4 separate regions of the Homo sapiens genome follow, and all the other regions are linked to region 1. A link is a contact called in ENCODE Hi-C or POLR2A ChIA-PET data. All regions are on one chromosome and are shown on one strand. Each heading gives the region's core, a stretch centred on a gene start or an enhancer-like site at or near the end of the contact. The rest is flanking DNA. Distances are from core to core; before and after follow the strand shown. Region 1 holds the start of ANXA2 (annexin A2). Region 2 holds the start of MINDY2 (MINDY lysine 48 deubiquitinase 2). Region 3 holds the start of RNF111 (ring finger protein 111). Region 4 overlaps MYO1E (myosin IE).

Region 1 (3,610 bases), core at 353-2,852:
GGATGGCTGTTGTAATGCGTCACGGAAGAGCCAGAAGAGCGTCTCTAAGGAGGTGGAAGGTGGAAAAAAGAAAGTGGAACAGGGGCAAAGACATAATTTTCCAATTAAAATAATTTACTCAGTGTCAACCTTAAAGCTAAAAAAAGTTCCAGAAAAATATTTCAGTGATTTAGTCTTCCTACACACACATTGCCCCTCACTACCCTCCACCTCCCCACCACCAATCCCATAATCAGGCAGTGCATGTTAAAAAGGTCTTTCAGGGCTAGCCTGGGAACGTCAGCACCTTCTGCAACACTGTTTCAGTGGGAAAGTGCATTCTGCATTCCAAGTCACCAAGTTCCAGACAGGCACAGTAGCACACACGTGTGAACAGAATCCATCAGTACAGTCTGGGGCCCAGGCCTTTGCACACCAACAACTTAAGGTTCTTGGTAATGGCCCAGCGTGCACCCATGAGGCCACTGCTCTTTTACACACGCACTCAGAACACCCACAGCTTTAAAACGGCAATCTTACTACAAAAATGACACTTTGCATTTGCACAGCACTTTGTTTTTTGTGTACTTTACACATTTATTACCTAATGACTGTGTTTTTTGAAATCTCCAATAACTCTGGGTGGTGGTAAGAATAGGCATCCTTAAGCCACCTTCCCAGATGAGGAAACTTATCTGTGTTCCCCTCCTTCTTCTCAACAGCCGGCTGATGGAACCCAAGCCCTCCACACCAGCAGTGGGGCCAGCTGCACAGAGCGGCCAGAAGGGAGAGGCCCCGGGGCCACGCCCTTCTCTCTACTCTCAGTTCCTGACTCATTGTCACATCATGGCGAGTAACAGGACAACCCTCCCCACAGAATCATGGGGGACACTACCTTCCTGAGGCCAATGTGTTCAACCAAGCGGGAAACTCTCCGGGTAGAGTGAAATCCGAAGTTGCTATGCTACAAGATAACCTAGAGCAAGGGGAATAACTGACGTTTTAATGTCTTCTTTTATGGGGGGCTGAGGGGTGCCTACTCACACTCCCCCCTCTCGTCTTCCCCCGCTACTTCCCTCCTGCTGGTCGGTTCAACTCCACAAGCGCGCGTTTGTTTCGAGTACAGTAACTTAGAGCAGATGGGGGGCACTTTCTAGAGGGCAGTGGAAAGCCCACTTGCTACTGCTGCGCCGGGGACCTGCGGCTCCCTGGGCGGCCACGCCCTGCCTCGGCGGCGCCTGGCGCGTCTGGAATGCGGGGCCTCCCTCCGCCCCTCTCCCCACGCCGCCTCGCCCCGCTCCCGCTAGGGCTTCTTAGAGAAGCCCGACCCCCCACCACCTCTGCCCTGCACCCTCCCGGCCCGAGGGCCGGTGGCCCCTCACCCCTGCCCCAAACACCTTGTCCCTGAGCCCCCTCCCCAAAGACTCTCCAGTGCCGGCCGTCCCTTCAGCCCCCTGCCCCCGACGGCCTCCGGGGCCAGTTGCCGGGGCCTCCCTGCCAGGCCGTACCCTTCTTCCCAGCGTCTCCACACCCCGCTAGCTGGCGGCCCATCGCGGGCGGGCAGGGCGCGCCCCGCTTACCTGGGCCGTGCGCCGAGAGCTGAGAGCGTCCCCAAATGCTGAGCAGAGCCGGCTGGCCTGGGTGGGGCTTTTATACCCGCCACATCCTCCCTAGGCGAGGCGAGGCCCGCCCCGCCCCGCCCCGCCTCCCCCTTACACGGCCCGCTCCCACCCCAAGTCAGGGGTGACTCACCCCGGCCCGCCGGCCCGCAGGGACCGCGCCCTGGAACGCTCCCGAGCCGCGCCACGCGGGAGCGGCCCCAGCGCCCCTGGCCCTGCCCTCCGAGAAAGCCCGGCCGAGGCTGCCCCGAGGCCCACAGGGACCCCGTTTCTTCCTCCTTTCCTCATTTTACTTCTTAAGTGCCACGTCGAGCTCTCAGCCTCGGCTTGGGTTAATAAATTAACAAGACTTTAGTAGTAGACTCTGGGCTTGATTAAGTGTTTTTTTTTTTTTTTTTTTTTTTTTGGCGTTAATGCAATGGAGGAAAGAATTGTTCCAAGAAACATAAATCTGGACTCCCCTGAGCTGGGGCTGTTGGCATCCAGCGCCCCATTACCGTCTGCAAACATGTCAGCTTAACCTCTGGCCGCCAGTTCCCGGGGGGCGCCCGGGGAGGGAGGGAGATTCGCCCTGTGCTGCAAAGCCTGGCCCGCCCCGGCCTCCGAGGGCCAGGAAGCCCCGAGCCTGGGCTGGGAGGCCAAAGCCGGGAGCCAGGATCCCACCTCAGTCCCGCCCAGGGTGGCGCCCCTGTCCCTAGCACGGCTGTGCTCCGCTTCTCTCCGCGCCTGGGGCATCTCTGCGCGGCCTCGTAGCAGGCAGTCCTGAGCGGGGTGGGGCCCATAGCTTTGAACCCGGAGTTTCGTGTGTGTGTGTGTGTGTGTGTGTGTGTGTGTGTGTGTGTGTGTGTGTGTGTTTCGAACCCGGAGTTTCAACAAAGAACTTTCCTCTCCTTCTTTCATGACTGCTGGGGTGTGTGTGTGCGTGTGTGGTGTGTGTGTGTGTGTGTGTGTGTTTCTTGCAGCCGTTTAGCCAACTCCCTTGCTCGGTGTTGCTGTTACTCGCTTTTCTTCCGAGAGAGAGAGAGAGAGAGAGAGAGAGAGAGTTTCTTGCAGCACAGAGAGAGAGAGAGAGAGTGAGATAGAGAGTTTCTTGCAGCCAGTTAGCCAACTCCCTTGCTCGGTTTTGCTGTTTCTCACTTTTCTTCCGTGTGTGTGTGTGTGTGTGTGTGTTTCTTGCAGCCGTTTAGCCAACTCTCTTGCTCGGTTTTGCTGTTTCTCGCTTTTCTTCCGTGTGTGTGTGTGTGTGTGTGTGTGTGTGTGTGTTTCTTGCAGCCGTTTAGCCAACTCCCTTGCTCGGTTTTGCTGCTTCTCGCTTTTCTTCCAAGAGTCACGTTGGCAACGTGCAGGCAGACACCTATTTGTTGTATGTGAGACGACGCAAATACTGTATTCGAACCTCAAACTAACAGGAAAGCGACGCTGAGAATCCCGAGGATCTCTGGCTGCGTTTTTTAAACCCCTCCTTGCACACTACTTCCTGCAGCTCTTTTTCCTGGTTTTGATGATTCTGTGTTTCAATCTCCCATTTATCTTAACATCCATTTTTACTTTCCATTTGAGCGTCAATTCACTCCTGGGAATCAGAGAATGATAGCAAGGCCAACAGACATTCAGTGCTCTGCCCACTCGCATAGAGTGACACAGGCAAAGTCGGCCACAGCTGAGGTCTTTTAACCCGCCCAAAGCTTTCTGTTACCCAGCGCTTTCACGAGGAATTATACGCGATGGGCCCTACCACAGAGCCAAATAGAAAATCAAGCAACACTTTGGGTACAATTGCTGATTTACATTTATAGCTCTTCAATTTAGCCTGAAAGCTTCAAAGTCAGAAACAATGTTTATCTGCTTACTTTGTGTGAACATTTTGGAAGGTTAGGGGAACACAGGCAGACAGTAATATTGGGCACGATTCAGCCTCCCTTCTGTGTATCTCAAGATAGGTTCCACAGTCTCTTACTCCTAATCGTGCTGTGATAGGCCCTTTACAGAAGATAAAATTTAATTCAAATCAT
Region 2 (3,610 bases), core at 746-3,245, 1.6 Mb before region 1:
CCAGCTACTTGGGAGGCTGAGGCAGGAGAATCACTTGAACCCGGGAGGTGGAGGTTGCAATGAGCTGAGATGGCGCCACTGTACTATAGCCTGGGTGACAAAGCGAGACTGCGTCTCAAGTGGGAAAAAAAAAAAAAAAAAAAAAAAAAGGGGCACAGTCTTCTGCATTCTCAGGTAAACAAGAATATAAGTATCCAACATTCATGTATTATATGTAATACATATTATGTGTGGCCGGGCATGGTGGCTCACGCCTGTAATCCTAGCACTTTGGGGGCCGAGGTGGGCAGATCACGAGGTCAGGAGATCAAGACCATCCTGGCTAACACGGTGAAACCCCGTCTCTACTAAAAATACAAAAAGTTAGCTGGGCGTGGTGGCGGGCGCCTGTAGTCCCAGCTACTCAGGAGGCTGAGGCAGGAGAATGGCGTGAACCCGGGAGGCGGAGCTTGCAGTGAGCCGAGATCGCGCCACTGCACGCCAGCCTGGGCGACAGAGCAAGACTCCGTCTCAAAAACAACAACAACAACAAATTAGCCAGGCATGGTGGCGGGCGCCTATAGTCCCAGCTACTCGGGAGGCTGAGGCAGGAGAATCGCTTGAACCCGGGAGGCGGAGGTTGCAGTGAGCCAAGATCGTGCCACTGCACTCCAGCCTGGGCGACAGAGAGAGACTCCGTTTCAAAAAAAAAAAAAAACAAAAGCAAAAACAAAAACAAAAAAACATATAAGTATGTATTAAAAAATAGCAATAAGAAAAAAAAAGACAGTAAGCTCCATGAAGATATAAGCTCCGTGATCCACTATGGCATCTCCAGTGACAGACAGCATCCAGCAACTTACTTGGTACTAAAATGTATTAAAGGAATGAATGAAATACTACTTTGCAATCTTGTCTGCCTTCTCTAACCAACAGAGGTGCAAAAATATCACATTCTAATTATGTATCAGGTATTTATATGTCTGCGAAGGAAGACCTGTCTCGTTAATTTTTTATCCCCAACAGCCTAGAAAATGTTGAAAGAAAAAAGATGGGGGAAAAAGCCCTTTTCTGTAACAAGTTAGAATAGGACCCACATACATTTTGTTACTAACAAAACGTCCAGCTTGTCTTTCTTCTTTGAAAACTGCATGGCCTTAAGAGGAGTCCATTCTAATTAGGAAAAAAGTCACCTTTTCAGAAGCAGGCGCTTCCCACTCCATGCAAAGTGAAGCCAAGTTAGCAAAACCGCAAAGACTTGGCTAATTCAAATACAAGCTAATTTATTATTATTGGCGCAAATTAGCCACTTTCTTTTGCTACGCATGTCAATGTCCACAATCATACCGACCCTTTCCTGTAGGGCGAATGTCTCACCAGTAGCTGGTGAGAAGCACAGCTCTTCTCAGCCAAAACCGACAGAGACTGGAATTTGTGCAGTGCAGTAATCCAAAGCCGTCGAGTAGATATGCCTGCTTTAAAATCTGCATCTCGTAAGAAATGCCTTAATTTTCCATATTAGGAGCTGAGAAACCAAGTCCCCTGAGCCCTTCAGGGACAAGTTCTTTTCCAAATACTACAACCACCTCCAACCACCCAACAATGCCTCAGGCCGAGGGTGGGCCACACGCGACCCAGCGCTAAAGGGTCACAGCCAAGCTGTCCGCCTCCTGCCTTCCCTTTAAAGAAGCCGCACACAAGGGAGCTGCCCGGGAGTTCAACTTCCGGCCACATAGTGAGAGGATGTTTTCCTACTGGAGCTGAGCCGCGGGGGCGCGCCCCCCGGCCGCGCCCTCCTAGCCACGCCCTCCACGCCCGGCCTTCCGAGAGCGAGCTCGGTCGGACGCACGGAAAGGGCTGGGCCACGTGGGCGGCTGCTGAGTGGTTCGCCTTCGCCTCTCAGCGCGCAGTCAGGCGGAGGCAAGCTCAGAGCGCACGGACAGAGCGGTAGCGCGCGCCCGCGCGCGTTCTTAGTACTCTCCCCGGTGACGTGCCTGACCGAGGCCGCGCCAGGGCGCTGTTGCTGCCAATACAGCTGTCATGGCGTCCAAGGCGCTGGCTGCGGAGAAGTGGCCGCGGTCTCCATAGAGCTGGGGGCGGGCGGCCCGGTATGGAGAGCAGCCCCGAGAGCCTGCAGCCGCTAGAACACGGGGTGGCGGCCGGGCCAGCGTCAGGGACAGGTTCTTCGCAGGAAGGGCTACAGGAGACCAGGCTCGCCGCTGGTGATGGTCCTGGGGTATGGGCGGCGGAGACCAGCGGCGGGAATGGGCTGGGGGCGGCGGCCGCCAGGAGGAGCCTCCCGGACTCGGCTTCTCCCGCGGGCTCTCCTGAGGTTCCCGGACCCTGCAGCTCCTCCGCGGGTTTGGACTTGAAGGACAGTGGTTTGGAGAGTCCTGCTGCCGCCGAGGCGCCTCTGAGAGGGCAGTACAAGGTGACCGCCTCCCCGGAGACAGCCGTGGCCGGAGTGGGTCATGAGTTGGGTACCGCCGGAGACGCGGGAGCCCGCCCGGATCTCGCCGGCACCTGCCAAGCAGAACTGACCGCCGCCGGCTCCGAAGAGCCCAGCAGCGCCGGCGGCCTCAGCAGCAGTTGCAGCGACCCGAGCCCTCCTGGGGAATCTCCGAGCCTGGACTCTCTGGAGTCGTTCTCTAACCTGCATTCTTTTCCCAGTAGCTGCGAGTTCAATAGTGAGGAGGGAGCGGAGAACAGGGTCCCTGAGGAGGAGGAGGGCGCGGCGGTGTTGCCCGGGGCTGTTCCTCTGTGCAAGGAGGAGGAGGGGGAGGAGACCGCTCAGGTGCTGGCGGCCTCCAAGGAACGCTTCCCGGGACAATCTGTGTATCACATCAAGTGGATCCAGTGGAAGGAAGAGAACACACCCATCATCACCCAGAATGAGAACGGACCCTGCCCCTTGCTGGCCATCCTCAATGTTTTGCTCCTGGCCTGGAAGGTACATTCTGCAGCTTTCTACTTCCTACAGCTTTTGGGGTGGAGGAAAACGGGGTGAGGGAGCTGCTGCATGTCAGGTGATGGCTTCCTTTCTTTCCTCATTCATCAGTCCCCTTCTTACATGAAATTCATTCCAAGACTTCCATGTTGAAGGAATATTCCTTTATACATATATCGAAAAGAATTGCCCCTAACCTCAGTCTTCTCTTGTAGTGTTTAAGAGTTCAACATTCAATTGTGGTTGATACACTTAGAAACAAGAAGGACTTAGAGCATCTTAAATCTTATGATTATTTTAAACTATAATTTCCTACATTTTCTTACTGACCTTATCACATATGCAAAAAAGTGAAGAATTGGAGAAAGTAATCTTCAGAAGTTACCATCAATCCGTGATATCATGGACTAAGTTTTCATGGTTATATTTAGTTTGATTTCCAACTAATGCCCCATTTGTGTGTAGATACTTAAGAGAATGGTGATGGGGAAGATGTGGCTCTTTAGACAAATTCCATTTAAGGAAAAGCATTGGTCTGAGACCCAATTACCGTAACTTCTTGGTTTTCAAAGATTGTTTTCATTTTATGCATGATTTTTACTTGCCTCATTTCTTTGGCTCTCCTTAAATGGTTTGGCATTATTACCAGTAACCATGCATCCGAATGTGTTAAGGGAGCTAAAA
Region 3 (3,610 bases), core at 831-3,330, 1.4 Mb before region 1:
CTAGCCTCTATCCTAGTGGATAGATGCCAGTAGCCACGCCCCTCCTCCCTGAGTTGTAACAAACAGCAATGTCTCCGGATGTTGCTAAATCATCCCAGCTTCAGAACCACTGATTTAACCCAATATATCCAAAATATTATTTCAACATATAATAAATATTAAAAAGTACTGAGATTTTTCAGTCTTTTTTTGTATTGTACCTTTGAAATTCGATGTGTATTTTTCACTTAAAGCACTTCTCAATTATTTTTATTTATTTATTTTTTTAGGGAGACGGAAAAGGAAAAGGGGAGGGGAGAGGGAGAAGAGGAGGGAGTCTAGCCACATTTTAAGTGCTCAGCAGCCACATATGGCTGGTGTCTACCTAATTGAAGAACACAGGTCAAAAGCTTCAGAAAAAAGGTTAGAGCTGGAAATACAGGTTTGAGAAGTCATGAGATAGTAACAGTTAAAATCAAGGGAGAAGATAAGATAGTCCGGGCAAAATTCTATGTTTAAGAGTGAGAAAATAGGAGGATTGAGGAAAATCCTAGTCGAATGCTCTTTTAGTTTTCCCACACAATCTGCTATCCTTGATCATTATTGTAATTTTAAAATCATTTGTGTGTGTGTGTGTGTGTGTGTTTTGTTTGTTTGTTTGTTTGTTTGTTTTGAGACGGAATCTCACTCTGTCGCCCAGGCTGGAGTGCAGTGGCACAATCTCGCACTCACTACAACCTCTGCCTCCCGGGTCCTAGCAATTCTCCTGTGTCAGCCTCCCGAGTAGCTGGGGTTACAGGCGCCCGCCACTACGCCCGGCTAATTTTTTGTATTTTTAGTAGAGACAGCGTTTCACCGTGTTAGCCAGGATGGTCTCCATCTCCTGACCTCATGATCCGCCCGCCTTGGCCTCCAAAAGTGCTGGGATTACAGGCGTGAGCCACCGCGCCCAGCCTTTTTTTTTTTTTTCTTGGAGACGGAGTCTCCCTGTCACCCGGGCTGGGGTGCAATGGCTTGATCATGGCTCACTGCAACCTCGGCCACCCTGGCTCAAGCGATTCTCCTGCCTCAGCCTGCCGAGTAGCTGGGATTACAGGCGTCCGCCACCACGCCCAGCTAGTTTTTGTATTTTTAGTGGAGAAGGAGTTTCACCATGTTGGCCAGGCTGGTCTTGAACTCCTGATCTCAGGTAGTCCACCCGCCTAGGCCTCCCAAAGTGCTGGGATTACAGGCGTGAGCCACCGTGCCCGGCCAAAATCATTTGCTTACTGAATGATACGGAAAATATGAGTGAACAAAAAAAGTATTGAAAAAGATGAGTTGATGGCAAAGGGAGGGAATTAATGTTTAGTGAACACTTAATTGGCAAGTAATGTTCAGAGCATTATATAAATTGTCTCATTTAATCTAACAAGAACCTTTTGAGGTAAATACGTTATCCCAATTTATAGAGGAGGAAACTAAGATTTATAAGGATCTCATCAATCAGAGAACTCTTAAGTGGCACCACTGGACTTTGAAAGGAAGTCTGCCTGATGGACTCTGAAGCTCATCCTCTCTCTATCCTCCTAATGCATATAATGACGCATTTGTTATCTACTGACTTTTATAAAATAAACAAGGAGGCTTATGCGATTGTACAGCCCGAGTTCGCAGGAGATATGTGACCACTTTTGATCTGATTCCGGAAGCAAATTCACTTTAACAGTGAGGTGCCGTGATCTTTATGTCATTAGCGCATATGATATGGGTATCATTTGTTGTGAAAGACACTAACCCATGATGTTTTTGTTTACGTATATCTGTAAATGTATCAATTCTGTAGTTGGTTAATTTTTAGTTACGAAAAAATGAACCAAGATGTAGTCAAGATTTGGCTTAAATGTTGAACGCATAATCACCAAAGAAAATTAAATAATGAGCTTTGTGACACCTTTCAGTTCGCCAACAGACTGATAAAACCAGTACAAAGGGGGAGGGCCGGGACCGAGGGGGCGGGACGGTGAGAAACGGGAATCGAGCAAGCGCAGAAACAAACAGATGTTAATGGAGGCGTGAAGGCTACTGCGCTCTCACTTTCCGAACTGTCGTAAAGAGCCCTAGTGTCGTGCTCTCCTCGGTAGGGGAGGAATTGGTTAGGCGGCGGCGGCGGCGAAGCGGCGGCGGCGGCTGTAGGGGAGCAGCGGCAGTGGCGGCGACGGCGAGGAGGTGTTCGGTTTGCGCAGCGTAGAAACGCCCGCAGCTTCAGAGAAGGAGTTCTTGTGGGACCAAATTAGGCATTCTGAACCCACGCCGGCTTAGCTGGGCCGAGTCCAGGCGCTGCCGCACGTACAGTTTTGGTGGCGGTGACAGACACTGTTCTTGACTCTAGGGGCCTATTAGGCCGACGTCTGAGGCGCAGATCGCTGGCTCTCGACGCATTACTCTTTACGCCTTACATTTCTGTCTTCCTTCCTGGGTCAGTGATTCCCGGACCCTGGAAGAGAAGAGGGTGGCTAATGATTAAGGTGAGGGGAACGGGGGGGGAGGGGATCCATTGGAGGCCGCGCGTGCGCGCAACGGGGGAGGGGCCGGCCTGGAGGGGAGAAAGAGGAAGGGCTGCGGCCGCGGAAGGCTGGGGTCGGTGACCGGCCGGTTATCTCTGGCTCGGTGGTGACTTAGGGTCTGGGTCTCCGCAGACGATTTGTGTTTGGGCAAGGCATTCGTCTACCGACACACCCACAGCCTACAGTGAGGGAGTGTGGGTGAGGGGATTTCTCTCCCACTTCCGACTCTCCCTAGAGTCTCAGGATGGGGGCTGAGGACCGAGGCGTGGGAGTGCGATTTGACAATGGAGTGATGAAGGTAACCCGGACCCGGGGAGTTGGAGGGCGCTAAGTCAGCCCTGACGGCTAGGGAGTCGCCTGCTGCTGCTGTGATCAAGGAAACGTAGTCCGCGGAACAGCTGAAATACAGACGCGTCAGATTTTGTATGGAGTTGGCTTGTTGGTCATTTAAAAAGAAACTGATGTTTTTACTATTGTCCTTCGATAATTTATCAGAGTCAGTGTCAGTGCTATAGTGGGAATATCTGTTCAGTGCAGCAGAAATAGATTTGTTACAACAGTTCTTAAATAGGTTATAGTAGATAGATCTTTACAGATGGGTATTTCTCAACCTAAGTTTTGATTATTCAAAAAATACCAGAAAGTATGAGGTATTCATTTAATTTGTTCGTGTGTGTGTTGTGGGGTGACTCCATTGTGTTGTTGTAAGCTTTCCTGTTTCTTGATTTATGTGCGGCATTAATTTAGAATTCTCTTGAATGGTAAGATGCCAGCTGACATAGACTACGTTTTGTAGGATTTCCTGTAGCTTTTGAATGTGACTTAATCTAAACTTTATTTCATTTGGTATTTTATCTATAATTTTCTTGTTTTAGGGGCCTCTTGAACTAAAAAGAACAAACTGGGAAAAACATAAGCTAAGGTTCCATTTCCTTTCCCATTTTTGTTGTGTGTGTGTGTGATGGTTGTAAATGCTTGAATGTGATTTTGAGATTACCATACACAACTTCTGTAACGCTGGACTTAGCTTTATTACAGTAAAGATACATCTTTTGATAGTTTATTACTATATGTATTTTTGTAAA
Region 4 (3,610 bases), core at 727-3,226, 1.1 Mb before region 1:
TGTTCACGTCTGGTTTCCTCCCTCGGGGTGCCTGTGAACCTCACCCCTGCTCCAATCCTGTTCCCCCTCTCTTCCTTGACTACAGTGGCATTAAATAAGAACCTATTTAAAGGGTAGAAATGGAAGGAGTTCTTTCAGACCAGATCGCTTAAATCCAGGTGAGGACTGGGGGTAAAGGACAACATGAGTGAAAAGGATGGAGTCCAATCATTCAGTTCAAAGAGGTTGCCAACATCTGTCCTTGAATCACAAAGAGGAAAGTTCTTCTCTATGCCCAACCTTTGATTCCCGCCATTCTTGTTTCCACAAGGGAATCTGCTGCCACCTGGGATAACCATTAAACATTTTCTTTTTGCTAAAAATTATTGTGTGGAAATATTACCTCAGATGACTTTGTTATACAAGAACCACCACTTCCACAACTACAGTGACTGGGATAGATCCTCAGAAAAAAAGCCTGGTCTCTATGGCAAATTATCACAGACATGAAGGCCAGTGAGCTTATTCAGAGGCCAAAGATTCTTGCTCTGCCAATATTACGGCCACATGTTTTACAAGCCTGGAGTCCATTTCTTAAAGGTATGTGTGTAGGTTCGTGATTTTAATATTAATAGCTACTGCTGACACATCACTGGAAAAACACAGGTTTTCCATTTTGACGGTAAAAGGTTTACATTTAGGATTCATTTATCCCTCCCTTAGCTTGAGTAATGAGATACAAATTACTGGTAGTGCCCTCCAAAATTCCTCAGGCTTCATAAACACAAACAGGAATTGGCAATAACAGTAATTACAGGGATGGCATTTTTTAAATAGCCGCCGCACTCTTGTGGTTTTCTTTCCTGAACTGCATCCTATATTTTTCATTTATTCAATCATTCACTGATTCAATCATTTCACCTAGTCAACAAAACTTATGTTAGGCCTTGGGGATAGGATGATGTTTTAAAAAGATACAAAGGTTTACAAATTAATTACTTAAGTCTGCATTTATAGTTCCACTGTGAAGAAATGGGCTTTGTTGCCATAAGATTCAATTCTTTCATCTTCTAAAAATCCTGAGTGAGCTATGAAGAAAAAGAATATAAATGCAATTCACTCCGAAGTGTGAAATATTACCCCTGGCTACCAGGTAAGCTGAGAAGACTGTGAGTTCACACAAATCATTGATCTTTCTTGACAACTGAATCCTAACCTGATGACCCCATTTAAAGAAACTCTGTAGTTTCATTTTAGAAACACCAGCCCAAATTCTGACGATAATTAGCTCTAATCATCATTTATGCCATTTAAATTAAGTTGATTAGATTTTCCCTAACAATTTTCCACTCAGAAGTTGCTATTTTAAAAATCTCAATGCCCAGCTGTGAGACGCACAAATTTGGTGTGAGGTATGTGATACCATCTCCTATCTGGCAAAGGTTTTAAATATCCTAACTGGAACCCCTAAATCTTTAATGTAATGTAAGATCTCCGTGAGATATACTTTGTCACCACTGAGAAGCTAAAAGGGCATTTGAGCAACTGTTCACCACAAACCAGTCAGCTACTTTATAATTTATCATCTGGTGAAATCCTAAGAGCCTGGGCTTTGGGTCCTCTTGAATCTCTTCTAGATGAAAATCTTGGGCAGTTCTTCCCAACCAGCATGCCTGGCAATGAATGCCAGTCCCTAGGAAAAGGCTGAAGGGGGTGCTGGGTTTTCCTGTTCCCATGGCTCTGCCTGCCCAGCACGCGCACACACACACACACACAGACACACACACACACGCACGGTCATTTCTGGTGCACACAGGCACACACACACGGCCATTTCTGGTGTGCACACACACCCCCATTCCCATTTCTGAGTCTTTATTGGCAAAGATACTTCTAGAGGCTTAGAACCACTGGACACTCCCACAAACATCTTCAGACACCACCCTCCCCACCCACTGCTATTTCCCCACTCTGCCCGCTCATTCTCAGACCTAAGCACAAGAGGAAGTGAGTCTACCCATGATGCGGTCACACTTTTTGAAACCTGGAAGTGGGCCACATGTTGTAAAAGGAAGCTGAACGCTGGTGCACTGATCTAGAAACCTGTGATCGCCTTCTAGCTATAAATCTTCCGGGGTTCCCATTAAAAAAGAAATTCCCAAACTGCCCCTCTTTTGTTGGAGCTATGATTATGAAAAATCCTGACAGGCTTTCTTGAAGGTCTCACAGGCTAGCTCTAAGAAGCTAGCCAAACGATAAAATCACAATCATAACAAACTCTTGGAGGAGGGAGCTTATTGTATATCTTTCTTTTTTTCCTTTTTTTTCTTTTTTTTTTTTTTTTTTTGAGACAGAGTATTGCTCTGTTGCCCAGGCTAGAGTGCACTGGCACCATGCCAGCTCATTGCAACCTCTGCCTCCCATGTTCAAGAGATTCTCCTGCCTCAGCCTCTGGAGTAGCTGGGATTACAGGCACATGCCACCATACCTGGCTAATTTTTGTACTTTTAGTAGACATGGTGCTTCACCATGTTGGCCAGGCTGGTCTTGAAATCCTGACTTCAGGTGATACGTCTGCCTCGACCTCCTAAAGTGCTAGGTGTGAGCCACCGCACCTGGCACATTTGTTTTCCTTTTTAAATTTTATCAGTGGCAGCCTCTGAATCCTCAAGATGTATTAAAAATGTCTTCCTAATTAATGTCTCCACTCTCTTTTGAGGAAAATATGGATTCAACAATAAGAATGTATCTTTACATCTGAGCATTTAAAAATAGATTAATTCTCCCATTTATACTATAGCAACTTGTAGTCAACAAAATTTCCCTTCTCTTTTCCTCAGAAATGCCCTCATTCCCAGGAAATTTTACCCCAGTCTGCTGGGAGCAGGAACATCTCTGTGCAATCCTGAAAGCCAGCCTTCTTTTGAGATGCCCTCATCCCCTCACCGACTCAACAGCCCTGCCTTAAGTGAAAGCACCTAGGACCCTCAACTGTGTCTCCTGGGCTAATGCCCGAAGGCTATAATGTTTAATTGAAGAGATCTTCTTGGATGCTGAGAGGAATAAAGTCAGTCAGTAACAACCACTCTCCTCGGTCCTTGAGGCAGCTTTATTGTGGCTAAGTCCATATTCTGCCATGACCTGGCAGAGAGAAGAGGCTTAGCACTGGAGCCTGCTGGAGCCTGAAGAGCGGACTCCAAATTCCTCTTCTGCGACTTACTACTGGCTGGGTGGCCCAGGGGATTCTCTTTAACTCTTTTGTTTCCAACCTCACAGGGTTGACTTCCAAGATAGAGAACGGGAAAGCTAACCTGAAGATGTCATATCAATGAGTTATTTTGATAACATCAAGAGATCATCTGTGATACTACTGATTCGTTTTTCCTAATACATACCCTCATCCTAATTGCTATGCACTCAAATAACTTACCTTCCCCTGCCCTCAAACCCATTTTCAAACTAATGCAAACAGAACACCTACGTAAAGGTAGGTTCGTCCCCTGCCTGGCAGAACTAAAGCCTCTGTTGGAGGTAATAAGAACATGGGGTCTGGCCAATTCTCAGGAAAGTCCCAGGCACCATGAGCATCAGATGTGGGGAGAAAAAAAGGCAGGAAAAGTTAGAAAAGAGT

Evidence for each region. Hi-C counts contacts between places; a loop is a spot of excess contacts on that map. ChIA-PET counts read pairs that join two places held with the same protein, here RNA polymerase II (POLR2A). Pooled maps may share reads with other maps.
Region 2: a map of B cell shows a loop between it and region 1 (7-fold over the local background). The contact joins the promoter of MINDY2 here to the promoter of ANXA2 in region 1. A Hi-C loop is called at or near these places in 1 of 168 maps with a recorded cell type or tissue (B cell) and 7 of 50 pooled maps. POLR2A ChIA-PET finds 5 or more read pairs at or near these places in 2 of 52 experiments (HepG2 and OCI-LY7).
Region 3: a map of B cell shows a loop between it and region 1 (10-fold over the local background). The contact joins the promoter of RNF111 here to the promoter of ANXA2 in region 1. A Hi-C loop is called at or near these places in 2 of 168 maps with a recorded cell type or tissue (B cell and naive thymus-derived CD4-positive, alpha-beta T cell) and 10 of 50 pooled maps.
Region 4: a map with no recorded cell type shows a loop between it and region 1 (8-fold over the local background). The contact joins the enhancer-like site here to the promoter of ANXA2 in region 1. A Hi-C loop is called at or near these places in 1 of 37 single-sample maps with no recorded cell type and 2 of 50 pooled maps. POLR2A ChIA-PET finds 5 or more read pairs at or near these places in 1 of 52 experiments (activated B cell).

Annotation. Positions count from the first base shown.
Region 1 is chr15:60,396,384-60,399,993 of GRCh38, forward strand. It overlaps ANXA2 (annexin A2), which reads right to left and starts at 1,603. Exons shown (of 13, transcript NM_004039.3): 1 at 1,560-1,603. RefSeq lists enhancers at 1-540, 541-1,132, 626-675, 736-785, 806-995 and silencers at 1,156-1,295, 1,366-1,905, 2,026-2,335.
Region 2 is chr15:58,769,307-58,772,916 of GRCh38, forward strand. It overlaps MINDY2 (MINDY lysine 48 deubiquitinase 2), which reads left to right and starts at 1,996. Exons shown (of 9, transcript NM_001040450.3): 1 at 1,996-2,929. The coding sequence starts at 2,090. It overlaps MINDY2-DT (MINDY2 divergent transcript), which reads right to left and starts at 1,668. Exons shown (of 2, transcript NR_135474.1): 1 at 1,081-1,668. RefSeq lists an enhancer at 933-1,858 and a silencer at 1,671-1,950.
Region 3 is chr15:58,985,583-58,989,192 of GRCh38, forward strand. It overlaps RNF111 (ring finger protein 111), which reads left to right and starts at 2,081. Exons shown (of 14, transcript NM_017610.8): 1 at 2,081-2,486. RefSeq lists a silencer at 2,800-2,964.
Region 4 is chr15:59,298,560-59,302,169 of GRCh38, forward strand. All of the region lies in intron 1 of MYO1E (myosin IE), which reads right to left. Among named protein-coding and RNA genes, the nearest start is that of MYO1E, 73 kb to the right of the region's middle. Within about 2 kb of position 1,977, at least 33 of the 41 ENCODE cell types and tissues checked have a DNase peak (open chromatin) inside an H3K27ac peak, as active enhancers do.